2 separate regions of the Homo sapiens genome follow, and region 2 is linked to region 1. A link is a loop called in an ENCODE intact Hi-C map of the cell type or tissue named here. Cell type or tissue: endothelial cell of umbilical vein. All regions are shown on one strand. Each heading gives the region's core, and the rest is flanking DNA. Links, peaks and the distances in the headings are about the cores only. Region 1 has its middle 210 kb from the start of MIR4305. Region 2 has its middle 160 kb from the start of MIR4305.

Region 1 (8,340 bases), core at 90-8,089:
TAGCAGTGAGGTGCCTGGACAGTGGAGGCTCTGCAGAGTTTATGAAGAAATGACTTGTAGACCTAAAAAGAGAGCGCTCACAAAGGATTGTTGTCTCCTAATAACCAACTGTGAACCAACATTTTGGACTTAGTGAATCAAAATTTAGTTTAGACACTATGAACTATTATTATGTTACAATGGGTCAAATAAATAAAAATTTATTTACTTTTTAATTGCAAGAGCATAAGAAGGCTCAACTTTTCTAATTGCCCTGAGTTTCTGAAGTTTTGCCAGATTACCATTGAGCCCAGTTTTAGAGAGCAGACCAATATCTGTATTAAAGTCACTTTATGCAGAGAAAACTAGATACAGCAGGAGCTGTGAAAGAGGAACCGAAAAGATTTGCCAATAGACTGTATATTTGGATTAGAGGAAAGAAGCCTATCTCATACCTTATTACAATATCAATTCCAAATTAATTAATAATTTCAATGTGGAATGGAAACAAAGGGGGGAAAAGCAATATTTACATGATTCTAGAAATAAGGAAGCATTTTCTAATCATGACACTAAAATCAATTGTTTTTATCATTTTGAACATAAATAGCCTAAACAATATTTTTAGGTTTAAAACATTCAAAAAAATATTTGTTGTATACATACATATCAGATAAAAGGTTAAGATCTTTAATATATAATGAGCTCTTGGAAATCAACGATAGCTGAATATACCAAAAGGAAAATGGCAAAGGACATGAATAGGCTCGCTCAAAAAAGAAATATGGATGGCCAATACACATTTGACATCATATTCATTCCTTTTTTTTTTTTTTTTTTTTTGAGACAGAGTCTCACTCTGTTGTCCAGGCTGGAGTACAATGGCGTGATCTCGGCTCACTGCAAACTCTGCCTCCCCGGTTCAAGTGATTCTCCTGCCTCAGCCTCCTGAGTAGCTGGGATTACAGCTGCCCACCACCACGCCCAGCTAATTTTTGTATTTTTAGTAGAAACAGCATTTCACCAGGTTGGCCAGGCTGGTCTCAAACTCCTGACCTCATGTGATCCACCCACCTCGGCCTCCCATAGTGCTGGAATTACAGGCACAAGCCACCATGCCTGGCCAATATTCATTCTTAATATAATGCAAAGAAGTTCAAATTAAAAGCGATAATAAGATACCATTTCTCCTCTGTCAGTTATATAAAGGTTAAAAATGATAATACCTAGTGTTGGCTAAGTAACAAGCCAAAAATGATGGCAGAAGTATTCATCTTTCCACAGGAAAACTTGTCAATATTTATTAAAGTTCCTTAATGTTTATTAAAAGCATTCCTTTTGATACTGGAATTTCAACTATAAAAATTACAATGATGGTATAAGTATATTCATCTCGGGATTTTTAATATTAAAAAATTGAAAAAGCAAGCATTGCAACAGTAGAGAACAGAGTTAAATAAATTATGCATCTTACATAGTCATTGAAAGTTTTAATTTTGTAGTGAATTATATTGTAGAATTAATTTTTATTCTTTAAAAATTATATTGTAGAAGAATATTAGTTAACATTGGATAAATTTAGGCTCTTGTTTAAAGTCAAAAGAGCAGAGCGCAAAACTGCATATATTGGTGATCTTATTGCTATTAAAAATATTGTGTATATATCAAGAAGATATGAAAGACTATACAACAAAATGCTAGTGAAAACTGTCTTTTGATGTTAGGAGTACAGGTAATATTAAGCAGCTGAATGGAAAAGTTCTTATGCTTTACCCTGTAAAACTTTCTGTTTTTGTCACTTTTGGTTTGAATTAGTAATAGAATTTTGATTCAATATTACTGAGTTGACACAAAATTGAATCAAGGACAAAACTTAGGACATCTAGCATGATAGATGGAAATTGAATGACAAAATGATTTGGGGGTGATGGAATGATTTTAAATCATCTGGCTTAAAATGAGGACTTTGGCACAAAAGAGGAAGGTATGATTAATGTAGCTGGGCTGGTGGCATCCAGTACTGGGGTTTGGATGAGTTCCTTTGGTGGACATTTCAAGAGTCAGTTTGCATAAAGTTCTGAGCAGCCATCTGGGAAGGATCATCTCAGGACAAACTTGGCCTAAGAGCAAAGCACCACAGTGAGAGGCTCAGTGGTTCTGAGTTATCATCGTGTTTGTCACTCACATGGGTCCCAATACAATGCTGGTGAATTTCCTGAGTCCTGGGAAAGGAAATGGTTATATCAAAATTCAAAGACCGGATTTAGTTTTTAAAAATGTTACCAGAAAGTAGGAACACAAGCACACTGCTTTGGTGCCATTCAAGTAGAAAGTAATGCAAAAGGGGTGAATAGCATTCTGCCAGTTGGCTCAAGTTGCAGCCTTTGTAATTTTATACTCTTCTGCAAAAGCAGAGTAGCATCCTTGAACTATGCCACTCAACCCCACCCCTCAGCTAGGCCTAGCTTATGCTCTGATGGCTCCTTAGTGGGCACTGGGATGTAAAGAACTAGTTTCAACTAGCTTTTAGTAGGGACTGCCAATGAGCAGGAAATTGGAGTCCGGGATATTATTGAGCCTCAAATTATGTTTATATTAAATAGGACTTTTTCGTTGTTCCACTGGTTTTTAAACTTTTCTTTTTAACAGCAGACACTTTTTGTGAGTTAAATGTTATGTGTAATCCAGAACAAAAAACTGATTACTGCTGAGCTGACTGACATAAGGAGTGGGGCAAGGGGGAAGGAGTATAAAAACCCAGCGGCCCCTTGTCATCCTCTCTGTAACCTAGGGATACCTCTTGGAACCATTAGGGCTGAAAACCACAGATCCATCCAACTTCCAGAGATGTGCAATGACTTGCTCAACACATGTGGCAGCAAAGACAGGGCTGGATCCAGCACTCCTTTCCCTGGGATATTTTTCCCTCCCCATCACTCCCTGTATGATTTCTCTAGCACTTCTTCCTTAGAAAGCCTCTGTGGTGCTCCTTTTTGAGAAACACTGAGTCCTGGGGGTTGGGAGGAAGAGGAACAGAGCACATGTTACATGGTGAGATAGCCCTGAGAGAGATGGGACAAGCTACACAAACCTCAGTGGAAAAGCCGTACAGAGCCTGCACATGCCGGCCCCTGAGTCCCTTGGCAGTGAAGCCGAGCATCTCCTTAGGGCTGTGTTTTCTGGAGGACATGAAGGGGCCCTGAACAGGGTGGGTTTTCTGCAGGCATTCCCTCCTGCTGCCGCACAGTGCGGCTGAACCCTCTGGCCTTCCGAGGTCACCGTGGGTCCTCTGAGAGAGCCTTTGATTTAACATGTAAGGGAATTCCCACTGGCTGATTAAATATTTTTATATTTTATCATCTTCCTGCAGCTAACAGCTTTTGGCATGCAGGGTATTTTTATGAACGTTATAAGTAAATATTATGGGGTCAGTCACAGAGATGAACATGGATTTGCAAGCCTAGGGCTGGAAGACATTAGGCCTCACATTTAAAACAATGTGGGTATGGAAAAAATTAAAATATCGAGAACTTGAAAACACTCAAAGCCTGCAACCGTGCATCTATAATCCAATGTTAACAGAATTCAGATAAAATCAAATTGATTTTAAGTGCTACATTTAGATATCCAAGGGGAATTCATTGCTTTTATACTTGAGTTTTGAGCATTTATCAGGAGAGAGACAGTAGGATTACACTTTCACATTAAATATCACCAGTTTTGTTTTCCAGACAGGACTAGACCCTTCCACAAAGCATGACAGATTCTCAAGATGCCAAACCACTGCTTAGAGTTTCCAGGGGCCACAGGTCACTCTTGGTTCAAATGGCCCTTTGGAAAATAAAATAAATAAATTAAAAAAATGCAACTCCAGTGGCATCATGGTCTGGTACCCTCTTGGGTAAGAAAGTCTGGGTGAGCTGCTTGGAAACTGATGTCAGAAAAATCCTCCTTGACACACGGTGAGTCACAGCTGGGAATTTACGTCTTCCTAAGCAACTGCTAAACTTCTGCTGTGGTTGTGGCCATTTCATAGCCACAGGCCTATGGATTCCCTGGGGAATCCACGCATAGTGTTATTGGTCAGTGGTTCCTAATGACATCTGTCTCAAGACACCTCCTCAAAGCATCTTTTCTACTTTCCTCCCATCTCCCATAGTCCCTGGCACAGGTCAGGATGAATGGAAGGTGCTTAACAAATATATCTGATTTGGTTTGCTGATCTATTTTTCCCTATCAATCTCATTTCACCTCTCCCAGTGGTTTGCTGTTTGCTCTTGTGCTACCTTAAATCTAAACTTACATGAATCCAAATAATTTTATAAGCTTTCTCATTAGTTGGAGTGCATTTATTCAACACATCTATAAATGTTCTTCTCTTTCAAGTGTTGGCAACTTAACGGGATTTGCTGTTGTCTGCAAATTCAAGAGCCTGGCCTAAGTGTATGTAATTAACAGAGGCTTAGTGCCAGGGATATAGCAGACAGTCAGTAAATACACAAGGAGGGAAGGAAGGGATGGAGGGAGGGAAGGAGGGAGGGAGGGAGGAAAAGAAGGAAAGAGGAAGGGGAGGAGGGAGGAAAAAGGAAGAAAAGAAGGAAGAAAGAAGGGAGGAAGAAAGAAAGGTAGAGAAGAAAGAAGTCGGGGAGGAACCACCCTGGTGTATAGTTCAGTTCCATCAGGGTGATTTTGAAACCCCTTGTGAACATCCTGATTAAAGGATAGGCCCCTGTAACAACCTAGGTAAGAATCCTTTTCCAATAAGGAGGTGCAGTGGAGATAAGATGACAGAAGGGCGTGGAGGAAAGAAAGTGCAGAAAGGTCAGATAGTGTATAGGGCTGAGGCGCCAGGGGAACGGCGCTGAAGATGCTGACCTGGCTCCAGCAGGAAGTCGTGCTAAATCTCCTGCCAAGTTCCACAGCTCTGCTTTCTGCAGTCCTCAGAAAGCTCTTGAAAACCCTATTTGAAAAATGCTGGTGTAGATTGGGGTGTCTTATCAAGTTGATCTGAATGTAATGAAAATCTTCAGAAGTCTAGAACAGATGGTACCTTACACTTTCTCTTGCTTACCCAGCCTGCCTCTCTCACATCGGGAACAGATTACATCGTTCCAGGCCCAGCATCAAGCCAGTCTCTGACCCTGCTTTTGGAGTTTCTCCCCACCTTCCCCTCTTTGCCATGCCCGATGGCCGTCTTCACTGCCCCTCACCACAAAAGCTGGGAATCACACAAAGAGATTTGCCTGCCCTCTGGAAACTGCCCCAGGAGGTTTTACATTTTTCTTTGATTGGAACCTGTAGTACCAACTGACAAGCTGGGTTTGGGTCATCCCTGGAGAAGTCAAGTGGGATTGTAGGGGAGGGTCTTTTGAGAATGCACAAGAAGGAACCTAGTAGAGGGGACACGCTTATTTTTGTTCTCTGAAATGAGACTTTATTGACCTCCCAGGTGAGCTCTTCAATGTTAGAAAATAGCTAGGGGCTGGGAGCGGTGGCTCATGCCCGTAATCCCAGCATTTTGGGATGCCAAGGCGGGTGGATAGCTGGAGGCCAGGAGTTCAAGACCAGCCTGGCCAACATGGTGAAACCCCGTCTCTACTAAAAATACAAAAATTAGCTGGGCATGGTGGCACGTGCTTGTAATCCCAGCTACTTGGGAGGCTGAGGCAGGGGAATCACTTGAACCCGGGAGGCAGAGGTTGCAGTGAGCCGAGATCGTGCCATTGCATTCCAGCCTGGGTGACGAGAGCAAAACTCTATCTCAAAAAAAAAAAAAAAAGAAAGAAAAAGCAAAAAGAAGAAAAGGAAATAGCTAGAGAGGAGAAGGAGGGAAAGACGGACTAATTTTTTAAAGACTCAGCAAGTCATGGCTGGTTAAAGGTTAGATTTGTATGACTATTCGAAGCAGCTCTGTGCTGATAATGGCAATATATTTTTTTTTCTTTTTTCTTTCTTTCTTTTTTTTTTTTTTCAGATGGAGTCTTGCTCTGTTGCCCGGGCTGGAGTGCAGTGGTGTGATATTGGCTCACTGCAACCCTCCTGGGTTCCAGTGATTCTCCTGCCTTAGCCACGAGCAGCTGGGATTACAAGCATGCGCTAGCTATCATACCTGGCTAATTTTTGTATTTTAGTTAGAGACAGGGTTTCACCATGTTGCCCAGGCTGGTTTTGAACTCTGGACCTCAGGTGATCCACCCACCTCGGCCTCTCAAAGTGCTGGGATTACAGGCGTGAGCCACCATGCCCAGCCGATAATAGTAATATCTAATGAGATGAAATGCTTACTAAGTGCCAGGCACAGTGTTAAACACTAACTTCACTTACTCCTCACAAGAAGCCTGTGAAGTAAGTACTTTCATCATCTTGGATTTACAGATGAAGAAACTAAGGCTGGCAAAAATGAAGTAAAATTTCAAGGGTATGTAGCTGGTAAATGGCAGAACTTGAACTTTTGAATTTGTGTTTCTGGTTAGTATTCTATTATCTTTGTACTTTGGGACACACACACACACGTACACAAACTGAGTAAATCCTATTAAATAAATCCTGTTCCAAGATTAAAATTCACAATTGCCTTTTTTCTAGGTTTAAGAGTTTTCACTACTTGAACTTGCATTGCCTAGTTCTCAAGTGGGTTTGCTTCAACACCAAGCTATGTCACCTGCCAAACTAAAGCAATCTCTGACTCTCTCATTTCTCCCCCTAATGCACAAAGCACAAGCACAAACTGCCGGGGTGTTCTAGAACCCTGGACTAAAAACCCAAGACTTTATATACGCAACTCAAGTTCCTCGATTTTCTTTCTTTCCAAAGATTCTGAAATACCTTCTGGCCCACTGCTTCGTACAAAAGAGCAGTTTCCCTGACCAAGGAAATTGTGGTTGTGGGATTCTTGAGCCATCTTCTTAGAGAAGTTCCCTCTGCTTTTTTGTATTTGTGCAGGACATTTGTGCAGGGAGCTCTTGGAAGGACATTCAGATTTTGTTCAGCTGTGTCTGTCGACACATTTCTGGACTCTCTGCAAATAAGAGTAGATATGAGACTCAAGTCCTGGAACCCTTCTGTAGCTAAACCCAGAGTCTCAAATTGTGAAAGCTGCTTTCAGGGTCACATTCTATGGCACCTAGAAACACTGCACTGAAAGAGAGGTATGTTTCCTCAAATTTTAGCAATTGTAATTTCTTAGTGGAAGTAATTGGATTCCACAGTTTGCTTCCTATTTTGGAAGTTACAGAGAAATCAAAGTCTCTCATAAGAAAAGTATTTTTCCGTCTTAGCCCACTGTTTCCACTTTCAAAATATGTTAAAACAACAACAATAATAAAGCTATTTCAATTGTGCCAAATTCCCCCAGACTCCACTATTGTGACTGTGTTTCTAGTTGATATTCTATAATCTTATCACTTTCAGCCACACATCCACATACCACCCTGGGTTATTTATAAAGATAAATCCTGTGCTGAGATCAAAATCTACAATCTATTTTTTCTAGGTCTAAATTTGTTTTTGCGGCTTTAGAAATGATTTTGAAAATATTTTCCAGGGAGTTTATTTGTGTAAAAAAGATTTTGGTAAATAAATTACTCAGAACAAAACTAGCTTTTAGGTTGTCAGCTACCAACTACTATGTATTTGGAATATCTTGAGTTATCCAGGAACTGATAGTTAAGTGTTTGAATGATTTGTACTCTTAAGTTTTAATGTTTTCAAAGTGTGTCCGTCTAAAAATATAACTCCAAAATTCTGGCTCTTTGTGAGCATTGGCTTACTAGTGAATTAAACTTTGCATTATCCATACTTTCTGAACTTCAGTTTCCCCATCTTTAAAGTGGAATAAGTAATAAAATCTACTTCGTAAAATTATCATGAGAACTAAATGACATAAGACATGAAAAATAATGATTGCTCATCACACAACAAATGCTCCATAAACAGTGCGTGAAAATATTATCTAAAGAGTTCAGTTTAAAATTAATAATTGAGTTACGACATTTACAACAATTTGTGTACATCTTCTATCCCCAGGAGCCTGCATGCTGTGGGAGGATGGGCAGTGGCCTCCCTTGACCTTCAACCTTCTCCAGTCTTCAGCCTCTTCTGACACAGCAGTCTCTCAGTAAATATTGCTGGACAGAAATTCATCTGACTATCAACTTGCCATGCTCCCTATTGGCATTAATAAGTAGGAGTTGTCTATATTTGGAATTCAATTTCTTTTCTCGAAACACACTTAAAAATTTTAGCGCTATTTTAAAAAATAGTGGTTTTGTTTTACTCTTCTGTTAAAGCAACTAAATTTGAAATTCTAATGCAAATTCAGTAAATTAGTGTTAATAAGCTTACACCAAAAAAGAGTCAGCA
Region 2 (8,340 bases), core at 74-8,073, 57 kb before region 1:
TAGTGTTCTCTGAGAGTTCCTACAAATTAGGAGTATAACCTTGAATGCTTCAGAGCCTGATTTTCATGTAAAATCAAACTGACAAAGGACTTTCTGCTAGATTTTCAGATTCTACTCAGAACATTTTTAGAACATGCACCCTAATGTTTATGATTAGAGTGTCTACCTCTTGACGCTCTTTGAGCCAGGCTATTTTTAAGCATCTGCACAGATTTTTTGCTTCCTTGAGCTTCAAGACTTCTGATTTCTGCATGTGAAAGTCAAGCTTCCAGCTGTTTAAATCATAGGCAGGGGGCAGAGTTGGTCCAATTACTAGAGGAGACTGAACGATTTGGAGCTGGTGGAGTTAAAAATATAAAGAATGGATGAAGACAGGATTGATTGGGAACACTGGACTCTTGGTATCTGTCTCCATAATACTAACACCTGAGCAGATGAGTGCCCTGGAGTTGAGGTGACCCATTTAGGGATTGTGAAAGTATTTCCTAAAGAACTCAGTCTACCCTCTTTTTGTTGTTCTTCCATTAATAAAATAGAGCAGGGTTTCTCAGCTATGATACTATAGATATTTGGGGCCAAAACATTCTCTGCAGCAGGGCCTGCCCTGTGCATTGGAGGGTGTTTCACATCCCTGGCCTCTACCCACTTGACGTCAGTAGAAATGCCCTCCCACCCCCCGGAGTTGTGAAAATCAAAAATATCTCCAGACATGGCCAAATATCCACTGGTGTAGGGGTGGAGGGCAAGATCACTCTTGGCAGAGAACCACTGAAAGAAAATGTTAGATACGCTTATTCACTAAGACAAATTTTTCTAAATTACTTCTTCCAACCACTGTTTTTCCTCTTATCTTTAAAAGGGAAGTGATAAAGTTTTACAATTATATGTTCCCTAATATTTATCACACATTTTAAAACTGTTGAATTGTTTTTATATAACAATAGTGCCCACATTATAAAGATAATTCATTTAAAAGAACTGTTTGCAAATTATTGCAGTATTCTTGTGCCATTATTTTTCTCTTGACCTTCCTTCCTCTTTGACCCCCAAATTATCTAGAACCTACATAAAAAGTAAAAAGAATGGAAGTGCCTATTGCCTCTATAGGGTCAAAAATGTGATACTGCATTTTGGTGAGTTTGCTAGATATAAAAGAAAGTAGAGAAAGCAATATGAGAATTTATGATGCTAGACTAAATTCTAACTCAGAAAAAGGAGGCTGGTGATATAGTAATATTAGACATTTTAGAAGAAGGTGGCCAAGTCCTCTTTATATTTGTTTTGGAGAAGAAGGCATTATAGAACAGTCTGTTCTCATGCTGCTAATAAAGACATACCTGAGATTAGGTAATTTATAAAGGAAAGAGGTTTAATTGACTCAACAGTTCCACATGGCTGGGGAGGCCTTGCAATCATGATGGAAGGCAGATGAGGAACAAAGGCATGTCTGACATGGTAGCAGGCAAGAGAGCTTGTGCAGGGGAACTCCCATTTATAAAACCATCAGATCTCATGAGACATATTCACAACCATGAGAACAGTGTGGGGGAAACTGTCCCCATGATTCAATTATCTTCACCTGGCCTCACCTTTGACATGTGGGGATTATTACAATTCAAGGTAAGATTTGGGTGGGGACACAGCCAAACCATATCAATAACTTAGATATATACCCTGGACTTTGGACTACTTAAGCAGTCATCTACAATTTTAGAGATAGATGTAGTTATACAGCGTGGCCCCCATAAGAAATGCGGGTTTGGAGAGAGTTCCCTCTCTCCAGGTATTCAAGTACATCTACATCATCGTGAGATGACTCCCAGTGAGGAATAAGAGAGGAGGCATCCAAAGAATGAGCGTGAAATTGCGAAGAATGGGAACCCAAGAGCTCTGATTTTAAATTCCTCTTTAACAGACAACATAATCCTTAACCTTTTGTGCTGTTTATATGATTCATCGAAAACACTGTATTTAAGCTCTTGATATAATACAGATTGTGCCCAGGTTTTGGGGGATTAGATAGATGTTATTGAATCTGTTTTCAGAAATCTTCAAAAGGAGTACTCCAGCCTAAGTCATTTCAGTTTTTGCCCCCACACTTTTTTTCCCTCCACTGCTAAAAAATCCAAACAACAAATTTCATTACTTGCTATTATTACATCAACAAAAAAGCGCATTTTAAACACAAAGTTTGACATTTAAAAACTAAAATAAAAAAAGAAGAGCTTTTACAATGTTGATGAACTCATCTTAGAGTGCATGATTTATGAATACATAAATATTCATGCAGACTTTTACAGTGATAGCTACTGGAAGAATGAGAACTTAAAAAAAAAAAAAGCCAATCTAGACAGATTCCTTTTCATTCCACCTGCCTCTTTCTTTGTTGGTGGTAGCAGGAGTTTTTAAGAGAGCTGCTGGGGTTGGCATCCCATTCATCCCAGCCTCCTTTCTAAGCCCCTGTAGCTGATGAAGACAGTGTGATTGGTCTTCTGCCTTAGCTCTACTCATTCATTGAATCACTTCTGGTAGTAAACTGTGGCAGGCCTTCCACTTCAACCCCACCAGCCAGTTCCATCACTTTGTCTGAAAGGCCTTTATTGTAACTGAAGCCCAGGAGGAGATGGTGGGCACAGACCACAGAGAGGGACAGCAGCTCATTCAGGCAGCCGGTTGTGGTCAATGGGTAGATGGTGAAGGATGAACTCCAAGAAGACCTCAGGGGCTAGGCTGCTCTGCGAAGTCAGCTGCCTGTGTATTCCTGAAACAAGCACCTCCCCGGGAGCAGCCTCCTTGCCATCCACCATGGTGCCTGCGCTCGCCGCCTTCAAGGACAGGTCATTCCAGTTTTACATTGCGGTTTGGGCCCCAAAGTTAATAGTAACAGTGAATGTCCTTTGGCTGTTATCCTCCATGCATATATTTCCCTAGGGCCAGGAGAAAAACGAGTGTCTAGGTTTGGGTGTTCTTGGTCCTCTGCAGTGATCCCTTTTAAATTTCACCTATTATTTTTCCTTTCAACACTGTTGCCTTTGTCTTGTTGAATCTTTGTTGCTTAGGTAGCAGCAAAGACTTCCTAAAGCTTGTAGACAGGCCAATCACAACTGCGAAGCCTTTAGAAATGTTAGATTTTGAAGCATGTTTGAAAAGAGACAACTTTTAGTCTTCTACTTGGGCAAAATCTGCTTAAGAAAATTTCACGAGCTCAATGTGTCATTTTAAGTGAGCCTATTCATTTCATCCCATCAACATCCTCACTTTCTTCACTTAAGTCTCTCAGAAATTCTAAGTCTAGAGTACGTGTTTTATAGAATCATGTTCACAATTTATTTCTGGATAGAATCTGACTCTCGGTGATACATTTCAAAGGAGAGGTTTTAATTTCCTTGCATACTTTGGTTTTAGCAGAGAAAATTGCTTGCACCATATTCATCCCCAACAAAACAGAAAGTGGAGATATAAGGTGGTGATAGAAAATATAACCAGAAAAGATGCTTATTGTAACTTTATTTTAGTAACGTTCTTTTAAAAAGTAACTTTATGATCTGCTTTACAGAACATGAGTTATGTAAAATGCGAGTTGTATAAAAGTATGAAACGATGCTTTGAAGTTTCAGGGGTTTCTCCCTCAAATTATAAAAAAAAAAAAAAAAAAAGTACATGTGCTTTCCTTAAGGGTCTTTATTTTAAAAGCTAAAGGTTTTGAAATATGTTATCTATTTCTAACCTTCAGAATTCCAAGGTCTGTTTGTAACTGCTGTCCTATGTGGGCTGAGGATACGAAGGCTGAAAACAGAACAAAGCGTGCTTGAAAAGGCTGATTTGAGTACTACAAAGTTCATGACTCTTTTTGAGACACTCACAGTCTTGCATGCCAGGGGCCAGAAGGTGAACGCAAGAAAAGTCAACAGACTTTAATTTTTTAACCAAGTAAGTTTCTCATCAGGATGTGCTACGTCATTTTTCTAGAACAGTGTAAAGTAAACATTCAAGGCCTCTTGTGCAAAAATTATAAAGAATTTCAGGACAATAACACCAGATCATTAAACCAAGTGAGCGGCTCTTATGTGTAATGTTTTTCAAGACAGACATTTTTTCCTTCTTACCTAATTCATCTTTTGCTTCAGCCGGGTACTTTGTAACTCAGTGAATGTCTTTGGTTGTTCAGAACAGGCCAGGGAGATCGATTTCGTGGTTCATTATTTAGCAACAAGACAACATGACTTTTGAATAATACCATAAACTGGCAAGACAATTTTTAACTCAAATAGTGTTTTATTAAATGTACATATCATCAATTGTAAGAAATATCATTGCTTCATGTGCCATTAGGAAAGAAAATATGCCAATTAAATATAATGCATCATCCATCGTAAGGTGAAATGCAAATTCAGAGACGTTAAAATGTGAAAAATGTTAAAGATCTTAGAATTGATGTTGTTGTGGATTTCAATCAAGAGGTCTTACAATACTGTGAGCTAACTACCACGATCTCCTTCCCACACAATTTTATAGAGGCTATTCTGTTAATAGAAATGAGGCAGAGAGGGTTAAAGAAATGCGCTAAGATCTCATGTCCTGTTGGAAGTAGAGTGGTGGGATTTGAACTCAGGACCCCTGGCGCTGAGCCTGGTTCTTTTCTCTTACAAAGCAGCTTGTCCCTTTAGCAGGGTCTTTCACTGGGAAAGAGAAGATCCATTGTAAAGAAAGAGAAAATGAACATTCAATGAGAAAAAGGAAAATGTACACACAAATGTTAATGTTTTCTTTTACTGTTTGTCTCTCACTCAATGTATATGTATATATACACACAGATATATATGTGTGTATGTATCTAAGTATATGTACATTGAGAGCATGTATGTGTATTTTAAATGACACTTGGGAAGCAATATCTTTCATATGAAATTTAACCAATTTATACCTCATTGGTGTCAAGCTGTTGATAATACATATATCTCATATATTTACCGCAGATTTATGTGTGCATATATACATGCATTTTATATTTTGGGGGTGAGTGATATAGTTATTTCTGTGCAATAAACACCATAAAAGTTTAACATAGACTTATACATAAAGTTGCCTATGAAGATGAAAGGCAAGTCAGTGAATAAGCCACAGGGTCAATCAAGAGTAGGTAAGTGTTGGTAACTGTTAGAGTAGGTAAGTTTGCAAGATGGAATTGCAAAAGAACTTTTTTTGGGATATATACCAGAAATTATTTCATCCACCTCACCAACACACACACACGGTGCACAACACACACACTATGCACACATACCGCCTTCCTAAGCCTCCTTTTCAATCTTATAATCTCATAATTAAAGTTCATTGTGTGACCGGAAAAGTAAAAAGATTAAGATTTGCACTTATGTTGCTCTCCCTAATGGGCTGTTACCTCAGAGGATGAAATCTCCAGGGCAGTCTTTATCTCTCCATCCCATCTCCATCCTGCTCTGGGAGGAGGAGGGGAGGGCAGGGCTGGGATGCAGAGCTGTGGGAATTTGCTTCTATCCACTGGATGCCCTGTATGGAGAGAGGGGCTGCCCCTGATGAGGGCAGCAGAGCCAAGTGGCCTAGATGCCTCTGGAATTCCAGGGCGAACAATGGCAAAGGCACACTGTGGTTTGCGTCTGCCTGCTAACAACTAAAACTCAGACATCCAATACAAGGCACTGGTGCTAAACAAAAGTCAATATTAAAATCCATCCTTTGGAAGAGGAGGGGTAAAAGGAAAAGGGATTCAGAGAAAAGCTGTTGGCACTGTGGCTTTTAAGACTCAAATAACCAAGGACAAATCCAACTTACATTCTTGCAGAGACATTCTTCAGCCCGAAAGCCACAACTGGTGGAAACCTACAAAAGCCTTGGAAAGCGGTAGACTTAATCAGATTTAGGTGGGAAAAATTAAGTAAGGAATGTGTTAGAAAATAAACTTTAGCTCCTAGCTTCCTCTCCCTTTTTTTCTTTTGCTTTTCTTCCTCTTCTTAGTGAGAGGAAAAGAAAAAAGATATTCATTCTCAATTTTCATCTTACAGCTCATTATCTCAATCAGCACATCACAGTTGAGTGCAATGATTTCTGAGAGAAATTTCAGCAGGTTCTTGTGCTGTTGATGAGCTGTGGCTAATCGCCACAGTTAAAATTCTCTGTCATTACCTGAAATGGATTCTATGTGTTTGATTGGCAGGAAGGTTAAATAAAGAAATATCATACAGAAGTGATCGTGTTCTTTCTTGACTCTTGGGGATCTGGGATGGAAAGAAGGAGGCTAGGGATTATGAAATAGTAACCACCTAAGACCAATTAAATAACAGGTTTATCTCAACCAAATGGGGTCCCCGAATAACAGTGTGCATTGAAGGAGAGGCTGTGGGTGCCCAGGGCTTTGGAATATGGAAATCTTCAGGTGAGGAAATTATAAGAATCTGATATATGAAGAGAATGTTCCCTTCAGGAATACAAGTCAGACCTCATTAGCAGCATTATTCAATTGTTATTCGTGGAGGCTGAAGGGAGATCTTGGAACAGCTGAACAGTGGACTGCCTGCACTGGGACACAGCTAGAAGCGAGGACTTGGAGTTTGAATCACAGCTCACCTCTAGCTTGGTGCTCTACAGTCCCTTTCTGCTTTCAGATTCCCCATCTGTGAAACGAAAGAGATAGAAACTAATTTACCTCCTAGGGTGTCTTCAGGGCATAATGTATAAAAGCAGGCTTGGAAGGAGCAAATGGAGCAAAGTGAGGATGTTCTGGGCCAGAGTTAAGGCCAGTTCAGTGGAGAATTAAAGTACATGAGGCTTGAAATGAAAGAATGCGAAATCCCAAACCTATATACCCCACCCCAAAAGAAGAAATGAAAATGAAAGAAAGAAAACTGGAAACTGAAAGAAGAGTCCAAGGGGCATGATATGCCTCAGGAGCATGGTATGGTCAAGGAGAGGCATCTGAAAGTATCTCTGTAGGTCAATATCAGATACACACTGAGACATTAAGGGGTGGCAGTAGGTTTGCAACAGAAGGCAACACAAACAGAAAAGGAAAGGGGAAGCAAATAAGGAATAAAAAAAGTGGAATTTATGGAATATATGCAAATGCATTTAAAAAACCCTACCCAGTTAGAGTAAGAAAATGAAAGTTAACCTAAAACAAAAAAAAGAACTCCCCCTTTCTTTCCTAAGCAAATAGATTGTTTAAATCACACAGACAGTTAAGCCAAAATGGTTATCTGGTTGCTTCTTGCACACACAATCTTAATTAGCAGTTTTTAACTTGATCTTCGAATACATAGGATGAGATTCTGGGGAGGACCAAGTAAAACAAAATGAGTCATAGGTCAGAACCATGCAACTTGTCTGCAGTGGAAAGCAGGATAAAGCAGGTATTTTCTCTCGGTTGCTTGAAACAACTGGTATAAAGTCATGATGGTTGTATTTGGGAAAGTAAGCAGAGTGGGTGGGTGGCAGATGCCTTCCTCGTTCTTGCCTCTCTGTGGTAGAGTTGGCAGTGTTCTTTGTATTCTAAACAAAGGGACCAGTACTGCCTTCCTTTGCCTGTGATAGTACCTTAATTCCTCAATGCCAAGAGATGGCACGGGGGAGCAAAACATAATAAATTACTGATTTGGAAACCAACCAAGATCAAACCTTATTTTCAAGGCAATATGAATGAAAAATAAGCTTTCAGAATTGAGGCCAATGATTGATGCTTTCGTTCTTTTCATTTTAGCAAATGATTATGTAGTCAAGGCAAAAGCAAATGATACCTAAGTCACCAGCATCCAGGTAATATATCAGAAAATGCCTTTCCCACCACAATCATTGTCCATGGGATTTCAAAACTGTGGTGCTTCTTGGTCACATTTGAATAGTGTATGGCCTCCAGGAAAGCATCAGATGTGTTTAAACTACACACACATTGGTTATTGAATATTTTTATTTGAAACTCAAGAGGTAAGACACAGCAGAGAGTCAAATAGGTTTACCCCCACTTCCTGCCACTTTGCCATTTCACCACTGATAATTCTACATTCCCATGTGAGCACAGCAGGTAGGCACATCCTGTGCAGATGGGTAAATACGCCCACATCTTTGTATTCTCAACACATTTTTCTTCTTTGAGCCCTTTTCCAGAAAGAAGAAAATTTTCCTAGCAATAAGACCTTGGATTACAAGCATTAGAAATGGAAAAATATTCTGGCTTGATTGCAATGTGATCGCAGTTGAAACTGAAAGAAAGTGGAGGAAGCCGGGTAGGTGGAGGAGGAGAGAGCCCTGTCTAAACCTACGGTAGTGCTCACTGTTTAATTCTCCTTACGGGATGCAAACCCTTAAATA

What was found. Hi-C counts contacts between places; a loop is a spot of excess contacts. Peaks named below come from ENCODE experiments on the same cell type or tissue, not always from the same donor. Only the 100,000 strongest peaks of a DNase experiment are listed, where the experiment ranks them.
Region 2: it touches region 1 in a loop (5-fold over the local background); 2 of 110 quality-filtered maps call a loop at or near these places.

Annotation. Positions count from the first base shown.
Region 1 is chr13:39,872,493-39,880,832 of GRCh38, forward strand. No RefSeq gene overlaps it. Among named protein-coding and RNA genes, the nearest start is that of MIR4305, 210 kb to the left of the region's middle. In endothelial cell of umbilical vein, for the core only: no CTCF peak of the experiment used is centred there; DNase peaks (open chromatin) are centred at 3,289, 3,949, 4,829, 7,329 and 1 weaker place; H3K27ac peaks cover 5,625 bases.
Region 2 is chr13:39,815,244-39,823,583 of GRCh38, forward strand. It overlaps the pseudogene CDKN2AIPNLP3. Among named protein-coding and RNA genes, the nearest start is that of MIR4305, 160 kb to the left of the region's middle. In endothelial cell of umbilical vein, for the core only: a CTCF peak has its summit at 302; DNase peaks (open chromatin) are centred at 308 and 3,908; H3K27ac peaks cover 1,314 bases.